Linked DNA regions of Mus musculus: region 1 is linked to region 2. A link is a loop called in an ENCODE intact Hi-C map of the cell type or tissue named here. Cell type or tissue: left cerebral cortex. All regions are shown on one strand. Links, peaks and the distances in the headings refer to the core of each region. The heading gives the core; the rest is flanking DNA.

Region 1 (4,390 bases), core at 91-4,090, 150 kb before region 2:
TGAGAGTGTGTAGGTGTGTGTGAGTGTGTAGGTGTGTGTCTTTGTGTGTGTAGGTGTGTGTGAGTGTGTAGGTGTGAGTGAGTGTGTGAGTTTGTAGGTGTGTGTGTGAGTGTGTAGGTGTGTGTCTTTGTGTGTGTAGGTGTGTGTGAGTGTGTAGGTGTGAGTGAGTGTGTGAGTTTGTAGGTGTGTGTGTGAGTGTGTAGGTGTGTTTATGTGTAGGTGTGTGTGAATGTATAGGTGTGTGTGTGTAGGTGTGTGTCTGTGTATGTGTAGGTATGTGTAGCTATGCGTGAATGTGTAGGTGTGTATCTGTATGTGTGTAGGTGTGTGTGGGGGTGTCTGGGTGAGTATGTAGGTGTGTGTGTGTGAAAGTATAGGTGTGTGAGTGTGTAGGTGTGTGTGTGTGTGTATGTGTACACCATTATGCAAGTGCTGGGGATGGAACTCAGGTCCTCATGTCTGTACAGAAGGCACGCTGCCATCCGAGCCATGTCTCCAGCTCCCGCAATTTGTTGGTATTTTATCTGGAATACTGGGACCCACGTAGAAGTATGAGCTTAAATTAAATCAGCATCTTTCACTGGCCTTGTCTAGTTTGGGTGTCCAAGTTAACACAGTCTCAACACAGAATGAAACAGCCTGGAGCTGGTTCTGTCGGTGAAGTACTTCCCTTGCAACTAGGAGGCTCTGAGTTCCCATCTTCAGGACATGCACAAAAGCTGCGCCCTACAGTGCATGCCTATAGTCCTGGTGCTGGGGATACTGAGGCAGGGGCTTGCTGGTCAGCCAGCAGAGTCAGATTCTCAAGCTTCAAGTCCCTCGTCCTAAAAAATAGGGTGAACAAGTCAGGAAAGACATTTGATATCTATATTTGGCCTCCTTGAATGTTCACACACACACACACACACCCCTGCACACATACCAGTCTACAAACAGGAACACACAGAGACAAACAGACACACACACACAAGCACATTCAAATGCACACACTCACATGCACATACACACACACACACACACACACACGCATGCACATAAGCACGAACAAACACAGACACTTACAGAGACATACACAGACATGCACACAGTCACACTCACATATGTACACACATGAACGCACTCAGACACACATGCACACTCATGCACACGTGTGTGGGCACGCATATACACACACCATTTGTTCACTGTCCCCTTCCCCAAACAAAAGAAAGCTCCAAGTTTAGCAGCCACTGTGCTGGGGCTCTGATGAGAAAGAGGACAGACACACCTTGAATGGAGGAGGTAGAAGCGGCCAAGGAGACTCTGGACTTCCCCCAAGGCTGGGATAAAGATGCTGTTGTGCAATGCCAAACAGGGACTCAGAACTTCAAGACCTTGAGTTACCTCAGCAAGGAGGCAGACCTGTGACAGGGAAGGACAGCAATCCTGCTCTCTATGACCTGGGCCTGTCCTGGGAACGATGCAGCCCTCCTTACTTGGCAGGAGGATGTGGGCTTGGATGAGGTTCATAGCCACCCCTGTGGGCTGGGCTGTTCAGACCCGGAAACCCTGTCTTAAGCTTTGGAAGTAAACGGGAGATCTCCATAGCAGAGACTATTTCATGCCTGTGGTGTTTTGACTGGCCTGGATATCAGTGTACCGCGTGCGTGCAGTACCTCTAGAGGCCAGAGGAGGGCGTTGGATCCCCGGGAACTGGAGTTACAGATGGTTGTGAGCTGCGCTGTGGGTGCTGGAAACTGAACCGGAGTCGGGTACAAGAGCAGCCAGGGCACTTAACCACCGAGTCATCTCTCTGGCTCTAGTTTTGAGACAGGGTCTTTCCGCTCAACCTGGAACTCACTGGTTTAGTCAGGCAGGCTGCTCATTATGCCCCAAGGATTCTCCTATCTTAGTCTCCCCAGAGCTGGGATTCGGAGTTTGCGTTGTCACACCCGCCCTGCCTTTTACTTTTACAGAGCTGGGGCTCGGAACTCAACTCAGCTGGCGCCTGTAGGAAGCACTCCCTGCACGGAGCTGTCTCCCATCCTCCCACAGTACTGTCTCCTGCTGTTTTCTTTGCTTCTTTTCTATTTATTTGTGCCCCTTTGTAGCCCAGGAACTCCAGCAGGAAGCACGCCCAGCTTCCTTCATCTCAGCGGCAGCTTTAAACAGCCCCCGCCCCCACCCACCCAACAAGCGCACTCCGTAAGCCCCCGGTGGAGCTGAACAGACAAACGTCCTCTCAGTGAGCTCAAAGCCGGTTTCTGACTGAGGCTTTCAAGAAAAGAACCGCTCAGATGTGGAGAGATTAGCGGCGAGGAGGATGCGGCGCGCTCTCTTGTTCAACATTTATTCCAACCTCCTTCACGCGTGCCTTTTTATACCAAGAAGCCAGGAAAAGAAAACCAATTTCCCTATAACCCTCTTGCAAGGAAGACTTTCAGATGCGATTCAGTCTTCCCCAACCAGAGTCACACGAACAGGACTGGGCTTGGAAAGAGTTTAAATAGGAAGAGAAATGGGGTGCGCGCTTCTCTTTTTACTGGCTTGGTATGCTTAAGGAGCTTCCCAATTTGTTGGTTTCCTTGGTAACGGTGGAGGGGACCCAGAAGGATTCTGGGGACTGGAGGTTTTCCCTAAGGCTCAGCTCACAGCCTGCTTCTCCCGTCTCGAAGGTTTGAGGGCTGCTAATGCTCCTTTGCTAGGCAAAACTCCTTCTGTTTAAACTACGGAGGCGGAGGCGCCTTCCATTCTCTCCGATGCAATCTCAGAAGGTTTTTAGAGATGGGGATGCCTGTATTTGGTTATCGATCTGATTCAGAGCCAGCCATCGAGGGCAGTGTCTCGGAGTTGGAGTGCTTGCCTCTTATGCACAAGGCCCTGGAGTCCAACCGCGGGAAAACAGGGAAAATCCACGCAGTGCATTCAACGGAAGGGAGAACCCTACTGCAAAGAGACTAGGACTTAGAGTCAGGTGACCACTACCAAGGGCTTGATGACCATCAAAGCAAGGGTGAGGAGTATGGGGCTGGGGAGATGGTTCAGGAGACAAAGTGATTGACATGTAAGCCTGACAGCTGGAGTTCAGACCCCCAAAGCCCACGGTAGATGCAACCGTGCAGACATATGTAATCCCTACTGGGGAACCGGAATCAGACACAGGGCAATCCTCAGTAGCCTAGCACACACACCGGCAGAGAGACGGTCTCAAACAAGGTGAAGAGGTGAGAGTTGACACCCTGTCCTCTGACCCCAACATACATGCTGGCTTTGCTGATGACATCACACTCTGCCTGGGCACAGAAGGGGCGTGTCCTGAGCCCTTGTCTGCTAAACTCCTTTTCACCATAATGGCCTACAGAGAAGTGGAGCTCTTCACAATGACCTGGCCCGGAGCTCTGAATGGCCCAAGATGCAGAGACAGGTGACCCCTGGCCACGTCCGTCCTCACACCTATAGAAAGAAGCACACACAGATTCATAAGTTGGAGGAGGGAGGGACATGGCCCACAGTTCTTTGTGATGGATAACTCAGGCCTCATCAGAGATCCAGGGGGCATCTGAAGCTGCCTTAGACTAAGCCCTTGTCTGCTCTCCACAGGCAGCACTGAAAATCGGTTGTGCTCTTTGACCCTGAAGGCTGCCTAACCATAGTGCAGCTGGCCTCCCAGGTCCCACAGGCCTCTTTTATTTTTCATTAATTAATTAATTAATTAATTAATTAATTAATTAATTCACTTTACATCCTGATCACAGCACCCTCTTCCCAGCCCCCCCCCACACACAGCCCCTCCCTCCACTCCTCCTTCCCCTTCTCTGAGAAGGGGGAAGTGCCCCTGGGTATCACCCCACCCTGGCACATCAAGTCACTGCAGGACTAGGAGCATCCTCTCCCACTGAGGCCAGACAAGGTGGCTCAGTTAGGGGAATGGAATCCACGGGCAGGCAACAGATTCAGGGATAACCCCCTGCTCTAGTTGTTAGAGGACCTGCATGAAGATCAAGCTGCACATTGCTACATATGTGTACTCGGGGAGGGGCCCAAGGGCCAGTCCATGTTTGCTCTTTGGTTGGTGGTTCAGTCTCTGGGAGTCCCCGAAGGTCCAGGTTAGTTGACTCTGTTGGTCTTCCTACAGACTTCTTTTTTGTTGTTGTTTTTTTGTTTTTTGTTTTTGTTTTTTTTTTGACAGGGTTTCTCTGTGTAGCCCTGGCTGTCCTGGAGCTCACTTTGTAGACCAGACTGGCCTCGAACTCAGAAATCCGCCTGCCTCTGCCTCCCGAGTGCTGGGATTAAAGGCGTGCGCCACCACCGCCCGGCTCCTACAGACTTCTTAATACAAGGAAAGGACATCCACTGGAAGGTTGAAACTTGGAATCTAGAGTCCTGAGTTTTTCAGTGGCTTTAGTTGGTC
Region 2 (4,390 bases), core at 210-4,209:
CCACTGTCGCTATTTTCAGACACACCAGAAAATGGCATCAGATCCTATTACAGATGGTTGTGAGCCACCATGTGGTTGCTAGGCATTGAACTCAGGACCTCTGGAAGAGCAGTCAGTGCTCTTAACTTCTGAGGCATCTCTCCAGCCTTCTAAATTGTATCTTATGGGGCATGCAACCTTGTTGCTTTTCTGTGTTAGTTTTGCTGCTGTAACAAAATACCTGAGTCAATCACCTTAAACAAAAGTAGGGCTCTTCTGGACTCATTGTTTCAGAAATTTCAGGTGGTAGAGTTTGGCCCTGCTCTCTCAGGCCTGTGACAGAATGTGGGTGGCAAGGAGAAGCAGAATAACCCAGAAACGATAAGTGAGGAAGAGGCAGGTCTTGTTCTCCCCTTTAAGGATATACCGTAAATAACTTAAAGACTGCTCACCGGGACCCACCTCTTAAAGCTCATCCACTGGGTTGGGGAGATGGTTTAGTAGATTAAAGTGCTTTCTGAGTTTGATTCCCAAACCCCACATGAAGTGCTAGCTGGATACAGTAGAATGCATCTAATCCCTGTGGTGAGAGGAGAGGTGGAGACAGGAGAGTCACTGGGAAGCTGTGGGTCAGCTAGCACAGGGGCAGGGACCACAAGAAGGAAAGTACTGATTCAGTGTGGTAGAAGAAGAGATTCCACTACCTCTGAAAGATGCTCTTTGGCCTACATACATGTGCTGTGGAGGGCACGCGTGCGCACACACACACACACACACACACACACACACACACACACACACACACACACACACTTGCTCTATCTCTCCGTGACACTCTATCTCTGTCTCCCTCCACCCACATACATATATATTTTTTTTTTAAAATCTTTTAACTTGGTGTAGCACCAGTTTGGGGTTGGAGCCTTTAACGCAGAGCCCCATTTTTTGTCACTACCTTGCCATTCCTTTGTCCATACCACCAGACCACGAGCCATTGTGTGGATCTGGCTGTGAGTGTTATCCCGCCATGTGGGCATCTTTATCTGTCTGACCACTGATGGTCGCTTGTGTTGCTTTAGGCTCTCACCATTAGCCAGGCAGCCGCAATGCATCCATGGGTATCTGCTTTCGTTTCTCCTGTGTGCTCACAGAGGGACAACATGGCTGGGTGTGCTCAACCTTCCTAACACTGCCACCCTTTAACACAGTTCCTCACATTGTGGAAACCTCCACCCATAAAATTATTTTTGTTGCTACTTCATAACTGTAATTTTGCTACTGTTATGAATTGTAATGTAAATATTTGATGCTCACAATATCTGATTCTGATATGCCACCCCCGCAAATGGGTTGTTCAACTCCCCGAAGGGGTCGCGACCCACAGGTTGAGAACCACTGCTCTAAAGGGCTCCGATAAGTACCCCTTCCCTCGCCTCAGTGCCTTTTTGGCCTTTATTTTTTGTGTTTAAAAATGTCATCACATTTATTTATTTATTGTATGTGCATTGGTGTGCATAAGCATAGACATGGCGTGACACACGTGTAGAGGTCAGATGACAAGCAGTGGGGGTCAGTTTTCTTTCACCGTAAGTAGGTTCTGGGAGTCAGATTCGGGTTGTCCAGCTCGGCAGCAAACACCTTTACCTGGTGAGTCAGTTTCCCAATCCTCTCAGATTTAATTATGTTCAAAGTGTATTATTTTGGGTGTGAGTGGATGTACACATATAGGCGTGTGATTTGTGGCATGTATTGGTGGCTAGGGGACAACATTGTGGAGTCATTTCTCTTTTCCCAGGGGTTGAGCTCAGACGAGCGCATGCGTACGTGGAGATGTGTACTATCATGCCTTTACCTGCTGAGCCAGCTCCTCTGATTGAGCTCTGCCGTTCTACGTAGGCCACTCGTGAGCCTCCTAAAAGCATCTCTTCTGCACACCTGTCCTGGGCATCCAACCTGCTTCCCTAGCTAAGGTGCTCATTGGCAGTGAGCTTTACACCAGAACTCCAAATCCAGCAGGCAGCAGGGGTGCAGCATGGGTGGAAAGGCTCCTGGGCCGTGGGTGAACCCTAGTGGTGGAGTATAAACTTTTCAGGCCCCGATACAGCAGTACCAACCAGACAAAACAGATTGGGAAAGTGGTAGGGAGTGGTTTGTCACTGAGATGCAAGCCGGTTCCTCTGGTCCCCTCTTCCCCATTCCTTGCATTGGTAGGGTACATACATTCAGGGACAGACAGACTTCTTCCTTCCTTCCATCATGGGCCTCTCCTTCGAACAGGACCTCTCTTTTCTGTTCTCCTCTCTTCCCTCCACCCCCCTTCCCCAGCCCATCCAGTCTGCTCCACCTGCATCCTGCTGCCATGGTGATCTCCTAACCGTGGGGATGCAACCCATCCCTCCCCACACTTGCAGCCCACTCCAGGCTTCCTTTGTAAGGATCAAGTCCAGTGTAGCTGCAAGCTCAGATCTGGCTCAGGCCCAAAAAGGAGGAAGGAGGGAACAGATGGAGGGAAGAAAATGGCGTGTGGCCTCATGTCTCGTGCCAAAATCCAGCAATCAAATGAGGAGACTCTTCAGGACCAAACTTGTATAATGCACTCTATTTAAACGGCATTTTGTAATTCAAACGTCTTCATTTATACACTCGAGGCACCTCGTTGCGGGCTAAGAGTGCGGATTCAGGTAGCAATGGGTCCTCTGAGGCCGCACTTTAATGAAGAGATGAAAGTACCTTTTCATTTGGACAGCATTGTTTGCATGGAAACCAAGCCTCTGAGGGGCTGGGAAGAGTTCTTTCTTGCAAGTAGGTTAAACACACCCCCTGCAATCTTATGAGCTGAGAGCCTGCTGGGCTCAGCTGTCCCTCACCCCTGCTGGAAAGAGACCAAGTGTGGGGTTATGAAGTTTGTCCAGCTCTTGAAGCCACCGGGCTGCCTCCAATGGCTGCTCTGCTGCCTCCTCTGCAGCCCCCCGTGTCTCCCTCAAACACCTGTTTCCCTCTCAGTTCAGAGTCATGCCCACTGGTGCTGATGCTTGCTTTGCCTTGGCAGAGCTAATAAAAATGGCCGTAAAGTCTCTGGCAGCCTTGGGTGCTGTTGGACATTTGCTAATAAGAGCTGCTTACTCCTTGTAGGAAAGCTAAAGGTGAAGTGCGGTTCCTGCCCTGTGTCTCGTCTCGTGTTTGTGCCTGTGCAATTGGAAGAGTTTGGCCCGGGACTGGGAATAATTTAATATGGGCCAGTCGTCCAGATGTGCACTTGCTCAGCCAGCCCCAGCTGTTCCCTGTCCCTAGCTGTCTTCCTAGCCTTCTATCTTCCGCTTAGAGGCAACCTCCCTCATAGTCCCTTTCAATGTCCCAAGCCTGGGAGACAGACTAGTTACTGGTGGGAGAATTGGGCCCCCGGGAGGTATCTGGGGACAACAGGAAAGGATACTGACAACTTGGCTGGGGGTGGGCTCCTCAGTGGAAGACCCCGCTTGGTGCTGGATACATTGATCAACCTTAGGCAAGCACAGAAATCCCCCTGGGAGCCTGCCAGCCAAAGGTGGGCCAAGGCATCTCACAGGCTCTGCAGGGGGTGGGGGTGGGGAGCTGAGGCTACAGCTGGCCAGTGCACATACCTGGGGTCTCCTGTTCTTGGTTCTCCCTGTGATCTGGGACTTTCCTTCTGTTGAAATTTGCCCATAAAACAGGCTAGGTGGTTCCAGGTGGGGGCTTCTCCAACCCCCAAACCGGAAGGTAGAACTTGCATATGCTTGGACCATAGCAGGTGCCAATGGACAGAATTAAAGGACAGATGTCACAGCCCTTCAGGGTTCCCCTCAACCACGGGGGCTGTCAGAAAGCTAATCACACACACAAACATTCACACACTCACACACGCATACACACACACACATTCACGACAGCCTCTATCCTGCTCTCTGGAGCCTCTCTGTTCCTAGCCACTTCTGCTAGCTTCAATGCCTCCCTGACTTTCATTCCCCCTAGAGATGGACTTAGAGTCAAGCCTAGTCTAGAAGAAACACAGACTCTGGACCCAGGCCAAGGGCAGCATGTGTCATCTGACTTGATGAAAGTCACCTGCAGTGGTGATACTTGAGTCACCCTCAAGCACTGTGTGGGCACATCCCTGAGCCACTTGGTAACAAAGAGGGAAGTTGAACTCCCAGAAGACAGGACAGAACAGTCTAGAATTAAAAATGGCGACGGCCTTACACCTACACACACCTCTTGTGACGCACCTCAATTTTCTCTTTCAGAAAGCCCTTTGCAAAAGCCCGCTGGAGAAGGGTGGATTCACAAAGGTGACATGGGGGGAGGGGCAGATGAAGGAAGAGGCTGTCCCTGGAGTTGAGAAGACATCTCAGTGTTTTTTGCCTTGCAAGAACCTAAGTTCAAGTTCCAGAAT

The links. A loop is a pair of places that touch in the nucleus more often than their neighbours do. Peaks named below come from ENCODE experiments on the same cell type or tissue, not always from the same donor. Only the 100,000 strongest peaks of a DNase experiment are listed, where the experiment ranks them.
Region 1: it touches region 2 in a loop (2.7-fold over the local background); 2 of 42 quality-filtered maps call a loop at or near these places.

What each region holds. Positions count from the first base shown.
Region 1 is chr4:139,923,789-139,928,178 of GRCm38, forward strand. The region is part of intron 3 of Gm1667 (a long non-coding RNA gene); the gene reads left to right. 4933427I22Rik (RIKEN cDNA 4933427I22 gene) reads right to left here. Exons shown (of 3, transcript NR_045159.1): 3 at 2,323-3,432. Among named protein-coding and RNA genes, the nearest start is that of Gm1667, 16 kb to the left of the region's middle. In left cerebral cortex, for the core only: a CTCF peak has its summit at 1,667 (motif pointing right); DNase peaks (open chromatin) are centred at 2,025 and 2,560; H3K4me3 peaks cover 802 bases; H3K27ac peaks cover 1,697 bases.
Region 2 is chr4:140,074,589-140,078,978 of GRCm38, forward strand. All of the region lies in intron 3 of Igsf21 (immunoglobulin superfamily, member 21), which reads right to left. Among named protein-coding and RNA genes, the nearest start is that of Gm52685, 6.6 kb to the left of the region's middle. In left cerebral cortex, for the core only: a CTCF peak has its summit at 2,044; DNase peaks (open chromatin) are centred at 2,029, 2,449 and 2,834; H3K27ac peaks cover 1,440 bases.